2 separate regions of the Homo sapiens genome follow, and region 1 is linked to region 2. The links are chromatin contacts, found by Hi-C in ENCODE. All regions are on one chromosome and are shown on one strand. The core of a region is the stretch at or near the end of the contact, and the rest is flanking DNA. Distances in the headings are between cores, read along the strand shown. Region 1 holds the start of MEF2C-AS1 (MEF2C antisense RNA 1). Region 2 holds the start of TMEM161B (transmembrane protein 161B).

Region 1 (3,704 bases), core at 460-2,959, 610 kb after region 2:
TGTCCTACCAAGTCTCTAGGGATTGGAGTTATTATACTCCACATAAACATCTTTACTCTGCAACCACAATTCCATTGCAAGGTGCCAGTGAAAGTAGGCTAGTCGCTTTTTTTTTTTTTGGACTGGTATAATGAGGTGGCTGGAGTTTCCTTTATAGCACTTAGAAATTATATGCAGTCCCCAAGCATTTCATAAGACAGTTACTATTAGAGTTAGTTTCAGATTCACAATAGTAAAACGCACTTTGTGTCAAAGCAATTCTCCACTGAGGACCGGTTAAGGAACTGGCAGAGAGCCCAATTCTACTTAGTCTACTGTCAGCATTTACATATAAAGTATTTTATACAAAAGACACGCATTCCTAAAATGTGACAAAAAAAGGCTCTCCCCAAAGAATGATAACTACTGGACTTAGAATAGTCAGAAGTGATTCAGATATAAAATTTCCTTTAAAAAGCAATAGCCATGTTCAGGGAAGGAAGGTAACATTAGCATTAAATTTAAATACTTCCACAATATTTAATAATAAAATAAACAATGTGCCACATCTATATATACTTCCTTTGTGACAAACTTTATCATCGAGTTTGGTAACTTTCATTCCAAGTCCAAAGAGAAGGCAATTTAAGTGACTTAACCTTGCTTGCTTTTAAACAGCTATGTATTTGACTTGACCTGAACAGCAATCCATATGCTGAAATCGAACGTGAATTGTGAAATGTGTAGACTACTATGGCAGGGATATTACTTTTTGTCCACACCAATTAAGAAGCCCTCTGTCAAGCCGGCACTTTGGTGAGGGAAGGAAATGCACAAAGGTATACTCTGACAGACAGCCATGCTTTAGGTCAAACTAATCCCAAGAATTAGTGGCTCAGAAGCATAACCCAGGGCAAATCAGTGTCTTTGGGGGGACTCATGGGAGCATCTTTCCACAGTGAACTAACTGCTAAATCTTAAGGCGTCTACTTCAAGGTCACAGAACATGCTGTGAAATATTAAAATCCACCAGGCTCCACACGCTCCACCATATCAAACATGCTAATGACGTGAACTAACTTCATGAAACTTTAAATACACTGGTGTGACAGGAACGAGTCAGGAGTGATTTCAATAGCTGATGGCAAACGGATACGACTATCTAAAAAGTTACTTTTAGCAACAAACAAGGAAATCATGGAATCTAACGAAAAAGAATGCACAACGAGCCTCAACTTCAGCCTTCAAAAAAGGCACAGGGATAGATAGACACAGTGCCGTGGAATATATTGATGCAGATTTTAGAGACAATACCCGGGTTTTCTATTTCCTCGAGAAATATCAGGGGTACTTACATGAAGGAAGACCCGATCAGATTAGTCCTTGGGATATTTTCCTTTCTTAAGAGAGAGAGAGAGAGAAAAAAAAAATAACAACAATAATCTTTACTTCGTCCAGCGTTGAAGTGCTTCTCCACCTGATTCAAACATGCAGCCACGGCGACCCACACAGAACCTTCAAAGTCAATCCAATAGCAGCCCGAAGATGTCTGGGTGTACGCGTGTGCTCAAGTGTCTGTGACTGCGAGCAGAGCGAGCAGAGAGCTGGAGACGATGTGTGCGTGTGTGCGCGCGCGCGAGGGGAGCGCGCGCGAGGGGGGGGGCGCGGGGCCGCGCATTCGCGCGCGCCGAGGCCGCTCGGAAGAGGAGGAGGAGGAGGAAGAAGGAGGAGGAAGAGAAGGAGGAGGAGGAGGAGGAGGAGAAAGTGGCTCTCAGCGGCCGGTCGGATTAAAAGTAACCAGACTCGTCCAGAAAACTGCGTCCAGGAAGGAAGTGACAGAAGACGAATGGGAAAAGGAGAACAGCTCACAGCGTTTGAAACATCGCGTAAAAAAGACTGGGGGTGGTGGGGGCGGGGGGGATTGAAGGATACTGGGAGGGGAGGCGGGGGTGGTAGGGAAGACGGAGCACGAATGGTTGGGGTTCTAAGCAGCACGTCCGATGAAATGTCTTTTGCCTCCTTTTTTCCCCCTTTATTTAATTTTGTCCTTGCCTTTGCTTCGCGCTGCCTTTTTCTCTCCGTCTCTCTCTCCCCCACAATCCCAAACCGTTGACTCTTTCCTCGCGAGCTGGAGAAATCATCAGTTTCACTCTTGCAAAAGGGGGGCGGGACTAGACCTCGGAGCATTTTAATAAAACAAACATACAGCAGCTCCCTCCTCACCCCTCCAGTCTCAACTAGATTGATAAATTACTCCACTACACTACTTTAATTATGTATATGGTATGCAGAATAAATCACTGAACATCAGTACCTCAATCAAGCACTTTTAAATGATAATTGCATCTTGGTGAATCAATCTTTCCATTCCTGACATTTTGCTAATTTTAGTTTTACGGTGGGGTAATAGCACATGCCATACGCAAACCTAATGACAATTCTTTATTGCACGAAATGAAGACAACACGGCGAGCTGCGGCTCCCTGCTCCTCTCGCGGCGCCTCTGCGGAGGACGCTCGGAGAGAACCTAGTCTCCCGCTGCGGCGCGCTCGCTTGCTCTCCGGGGACGCTGCGAGCCAGCCAGCAGGAAAGTCCTTCTAAAGTCGGGATCTTTCCTCTGACCAATAGGAGCGCGACCCTAATAGTTGCTCTTGTGACTTTTCCCCCTTTTGGACACGCGTTAGCCACTTCTCTCTTCCACCGGTCGGTGCGCTCCTCCGTTACTCACGCGTAAAAACCACGGTCCAGGATGTCTGCAGCACTCGATTCCAGCGTGCTTTTCCTGCACGCCCAGAAGTCGCGGTTTTCACCCTGAGAGGTTGGAGCGCTAGAAAGCGAGCCGAAAGGTTTCTCTAATGTTAGTAATGTACGAAATAATAAAATAATTACCAGTATTTGAGATCTCGACTTCATCGCGGGGCCATGAACTTTCTAATCAGTTTGGAAATATTTACCGAGGAAGCAGCTTCCTCGGAGTTCCCCCCCTCCCCCCACTCTATCTTTTCCACACCTTACTGGACTTCATCCAGGTCATTAACATGTAAACCAAACCAACTTCCCAAATGCATTAGGCTACCCTAGCCGATAGCTGATGACTTCACTTATCCTGAAGAGTTTCAGCTGCACAGGAAGCAGAAATAGAGACTGATAAGGGAGGATACTTATGTTAAGGTTAAAGCATGATAAACACTTTTCCTTACAAAAAAAAAAAAAAAAGGCTTTAATATTTAGGCTACTAGAGATTGGGCACCTCCCGCCCTAACCAACTGTTAATATATACCATGCCCAATAAAGCCAAAGATAAAATACATCAACTAGTATAGAATCATGAAAAGACAAGATTGCATGCCAGTAGAATTATAGATTACATAAAATGTTTAAACCAAACTATTTTTTAAAAAATATTGTGAAAGCAAGAAGGGAAAATTAATAGAACATGGAATATATGAGATTAGACAATAGTATATTGAAATATCTAGCTAACTAAAGATTTCCTCACTTTAGAAAATTCCTTTTAGCACTACGTTTAACCCAATGACTAGTTGTATTTCCTGTTAAGTTCAGCAATATGCCTCCAGATGACTATTTTAATATATGAGGACAGTATGGTTCAAAAAGCCTCCTGCTTCAATGTAGGAGGTATTTGATGTGAGTAGCTTCTCTCAGAAGAGTGGCCTCAACATTTAGGCAACTGTCCCAAGGCTTCACTTGAAAGGGGAAGGTTT
Region 2 (3,829 bases), core at 883-3,382:
AATAAATTCAGCCCATGTTCACTTCATTTAATGGTTAAACTCTTCCCTTTGAAAAATTCCAAGCATTAACCACACTTGCATATACAGACATTATCAATTTCATAGCTGGGAAAGATAAAACTCAGCCAAGATAATTAGCTCAGAAATATAAGCACTTCCAGAAGGAAAAGAGCCAACTAGTTAGTTCCAAAATGACATTCAGAAAAACAGCATAAGATTACATTAGTTCCAAACATTAACCATCTCTTTTGAACCGACAGGATAAGCAGGATTCTACTTCTAGTATTCCAAAACACTGAGAACAAGTTCATGTTCAGCTTTTCTGTGACTATGATGAACTTAAGTATTTTAATTATACTTTACCTTCAACTTTTCAGACCAAAAAGTCAAAAATTAATCTTAAATTTAAAAAATGAAAATATGAGTTTTAGTCCAGACTGCCAAACTACTGTTACTTTAGAAAAATCACTGTCAATTTCTAGACCCCAGATTCTTTCTTCTGTAAAAATGGGGATGGAAGAGTGATTACTAGGCTTTGGTTTCTCCCAGTTCTGTTTTCCCTATCCTTGTCTAATTTCACTGATACAAAAGAAAAACAACTTTCTTAATACAAACCATATTATTCACTGAGGCTTAAAAAAAAAAACTTTAAAGAGATAGGTTATCTGGTAAAGTGCACCAGGAACTACATTATTTTGAAGGTCTTTGTTCTACATTCAGCTAAGTTTCTAAAAGTCATTCAAAAGCCAATCACCACACACATTAACTGAATGTTGGCAATATTTGGCCCTGAAAATATAAGACAAACTGAAGCTAAATTCCAGGACAGAAGCCTCTGCAAGTGAGGGTTTGAAATCTTGTATACGGTGAAGAAACTGACAATAATGAACTTCACCAGAGCCCCGTGATCTTGAAAAACAGCAAAGGTTAAGAAACCCCTTGCCCCCGTTTGTGTTCTGAGAAATTGGCTTACTGCAAAGAATCATCTTTCCTGTAGAACTTAGATAAGACTAAGGGTTGATCCATACCCCCCTACCCCTTGTTTACCTATAACAAGGCCATAACTAGACCCTTCTAATTCCCATCCTTTGCTTCGTAAATGACTTGCTGAAGTACCTGTCCCACAGATCAATCGGAACAAAATACTTATTAACCAAACTTTAAGATTCTCTTCTCTCGGGTACCTGAATTTTGTCCTTCCCTCAGTCTGAAACAACATATACAAACCTCTCCTAACAGCTCCTCCTCAGAATACATGGGCTCAGGGTAAAACATTATCTGGTTACTGCCGGATCATACCCATATTTTCATCCCAATTCCTGACATCTTATTTACCCCTACCAACAAAAGACAAACCCTTTCTGCCTAACCTTTAAGGTGCATGCAAATCTTACGGTCATTCTCCCTACTGCAACAGTTCCTTCAACCTTCCTCCACACCCCTGCAATATTCCTTTCGAATAAAGTCTGTCCTTACTAAACTCGGGTTTTTTATTTGACACCCTTTTCAATTATGAAATGGCTAAGTGTAAAGAATAAGGGGACTACCGTTTCTTTAAATGACAGGTGTTGATCTTATACAAGGAGACCCGTTGTGTCCACCTGGAGAGGCTAAAAGCATTTCTAAGATCTGAAGTTCTTGGCCACTGTTCCGCGGATGGAGAAGGGGGCGCAGAAGAGGTGACTGACCCGGCAAGGTCAACTCTGGGATCACCTGGCGCCACAGGCCATACACAGTAAATGGGCCATGAACAGGCAGGCTACCCAGTCCATACTCCCTGACAGATACGCCCCTGCCTCCGGCCCGCTAGTCTCCCAGACAGGTAGGCGTAATGCTGCTTCCTCAGGGGCTCAGACACCCTGAGATAGGTGGTGGGTCCTACCCAGCAGCTCATCCCAACGTCTCAACTCCATTCTGAGCAGAGCACCTGATGGCTCTTTTCACAGTACTGACCTCCCCGCCCTTTTCGCCCCACCGTTGTCACTCCTGCCCTCACAGAAGAACTCACCATGGCGCCTAGGATAGGTCGTGGACCAGACACCCTGGAGTTGCCGGGGCAGTCCCAAACCTCTTACCTCCCGGTCCTTGAGCCGAGAGACTCTCAAACAGCGAAAGAGAGGGTCTTCCGGCTCTGCCGGAAGTTGTGCGCGCGCGGGACAGGAAGTTCCTCCCTTCTCCAGAGCGCCGTCGACCCCACGCCACGCAGAGGTGAAGATACGCAGGACGTCCTCTAAAGCAACTTCCGTGGGTGCCAGGTTGTGGGCTGGGGGCGGTGCTGACCTTGAGAGAGCGGAGGAGGCGCAGGCGCAGCACAGGTACGTGGGCGGGCGGATCGTGGTGGCTGCGCTTGCGAGGACCCTGAGGTAGATTGGGTGGTTTCAACAGGAACGCATCCACTGTCTGAGAGGTGACGGAGGCACACGTTGGTGTGGGGAGCGGGAGGGGAGAGGGAGGGGGGCGGGTGGGGGGCGGGAGGGGGCCAGGGGTGGGAGTGAGGGTGCGCGATGGGAGTCGACTCCAGACCCAGGTGATTTAGAGAGAGTAAAGACCACCTTTGGCCGTCATTTTGTCTCAGCTTAACTGACGCCCTCTTGTTACCCTCTAGTTTTCCTGACTCGGTCCCTTATTAGCATATCCTCATTTCCACAGACCTGTCCGTCTGTTGCTTCTGTTCCCTGCCTTAGTGGGTACCGTAGCTCTACCCTCCTTCCGGGCAATGGAATCTCATAGTGAGAAGTTTCTTCACTATTCACAGGTGGCAATTGAAGCCGGAAGAACATCTACCAAGAGCAGAGAACCCAGGAAGAAAATTCTGCCTCTTTAATACGTTCCAATATGGACGTTTTCCATATAGATACCTATCTATATAGATAGATGCTCTGGGATCTGACGGTCCTGGACACCTGTATGGCTGTGTGCTGTGGTCTTTGCCTAGCCTGCGGTTCACTTTTGCTCTGGCCACCACCTCCCCTCATGTACAAACCGCGTCTCTGCTCTGCCAGTCTTGGCCCCCGTCAGGCAGCGGTTCACTCCCTCACCAGGGAAGTCTAGATAGATAGATATAGATAGATATCGATCGATAGATATAGATATATATATAGATAGATAGATAGGTAGATATATGGATAGATATAGATATTTGGATAGATATGTAGACGTCTATCTATAAATATATCGATATATCGGGGTTCTCAGCCATCCCAAAGAAGCTTGCACAGGGCCAGTTGCTTTATGTCAGGAAAAGGGACACAGACTGAGTGTATGAGGGTTTTTTTTTTCTATAGATGTATAGATATTTATATCAGATGCAAATAAGTGAAACTCTCATACAACTTTTAATTTTGTGTTTTTTCCAAACTCTATTCCATTCAACTTTTTCTGCCTTTTTATTTGATTATAATGAGACATCGTACTGGAGGCAGGCTTGAAATGGATATACAGAGCACTTTCAACCCAGAAATTTGTCTCACGACTTGGGGTCCTTACTTAAGTTGTAGCTGTTAGTAATTTCATCCATGAATTCACTTTGTGCCATAGTGTGATGTTTTGTTATGAAGTTGGAATTGGGAAGGGAAACTAGGAAGTTTTGGGAGAAGTTAAGAAGGTTGAGTAGGCAGGCGTTGTTATAGATATTAAATTTCACCCTGCTTATCAAAGTACCTGGAGCGTATGGTATCCAAGCTGTAAATGGCCCAAAGGAATCGGGGTTCTCAGCCATCCAAAAGAAGCATGCACAGGGCCAGTTATTTTATGTCAGGAAAGGGGACACAGACTGAGTGTATGAGGGTTTTTTTTTTTGTTTTTTTTTTTTAGTTTAAACTTGATTTTG

What was found. Hi-C counts contacts between places; a loop is a spot of excess contacts on that map. Pooled maps may share reads with other maps.
Region 1: a map of OCI-LY7 shows a loop between it and region 2 (5-fold over the local background). The contact joins the promoter of MEF2C-AS1 here to the promoter of TMEM161B in region 2. A Hi-C loop is called at or near these places in 1 of 168 maps with a recorded cell type or tissue (OCI-LY7), 2 of 37 single-sample maps with no recorded cell type and 6 of 50 pooled maps.

The regions. Positions count from the first base shown.
Region 1 is chr5:88,881,621-88,885,324 of GRCh38, forward strand. MEF2C-AS1 (MEF2C antisense RNA 1) reads left to right here and starts at 1,710. Exons shown (of 10, transcript NR_136219.1): 1 at 1,710-1,865. MEF2C (myocyte enhancer factor 2C) reads right to left here and starts at 1,564. Exons shown (of 11, transcript NM_002397.5): 1 at 1,335-1,564. RefSeq lists an enhancer at 2,622-2,671.
Region 2 is chr5:88,266,713-88,270,541 of GRCh38, forward strand. TMEM161B (transmembrane protein 161B) reads right to left here and starts at 2,133. Exons shown (of 12, transcript NM_153354.5): 1 at 2,009-2,133. The coding sequence starts at 2,011. It overlaps TMEM161B-DT (TMEM161B divergent transcript), which reads left to right and starts at 2,170. Exons shown (of 3, transcript NR_039995.1): 1 at 2,170-2,315; 2 at 3,814-3,829. RefSeq lists enhancers at 1,920-2,419, 2,110-2,299.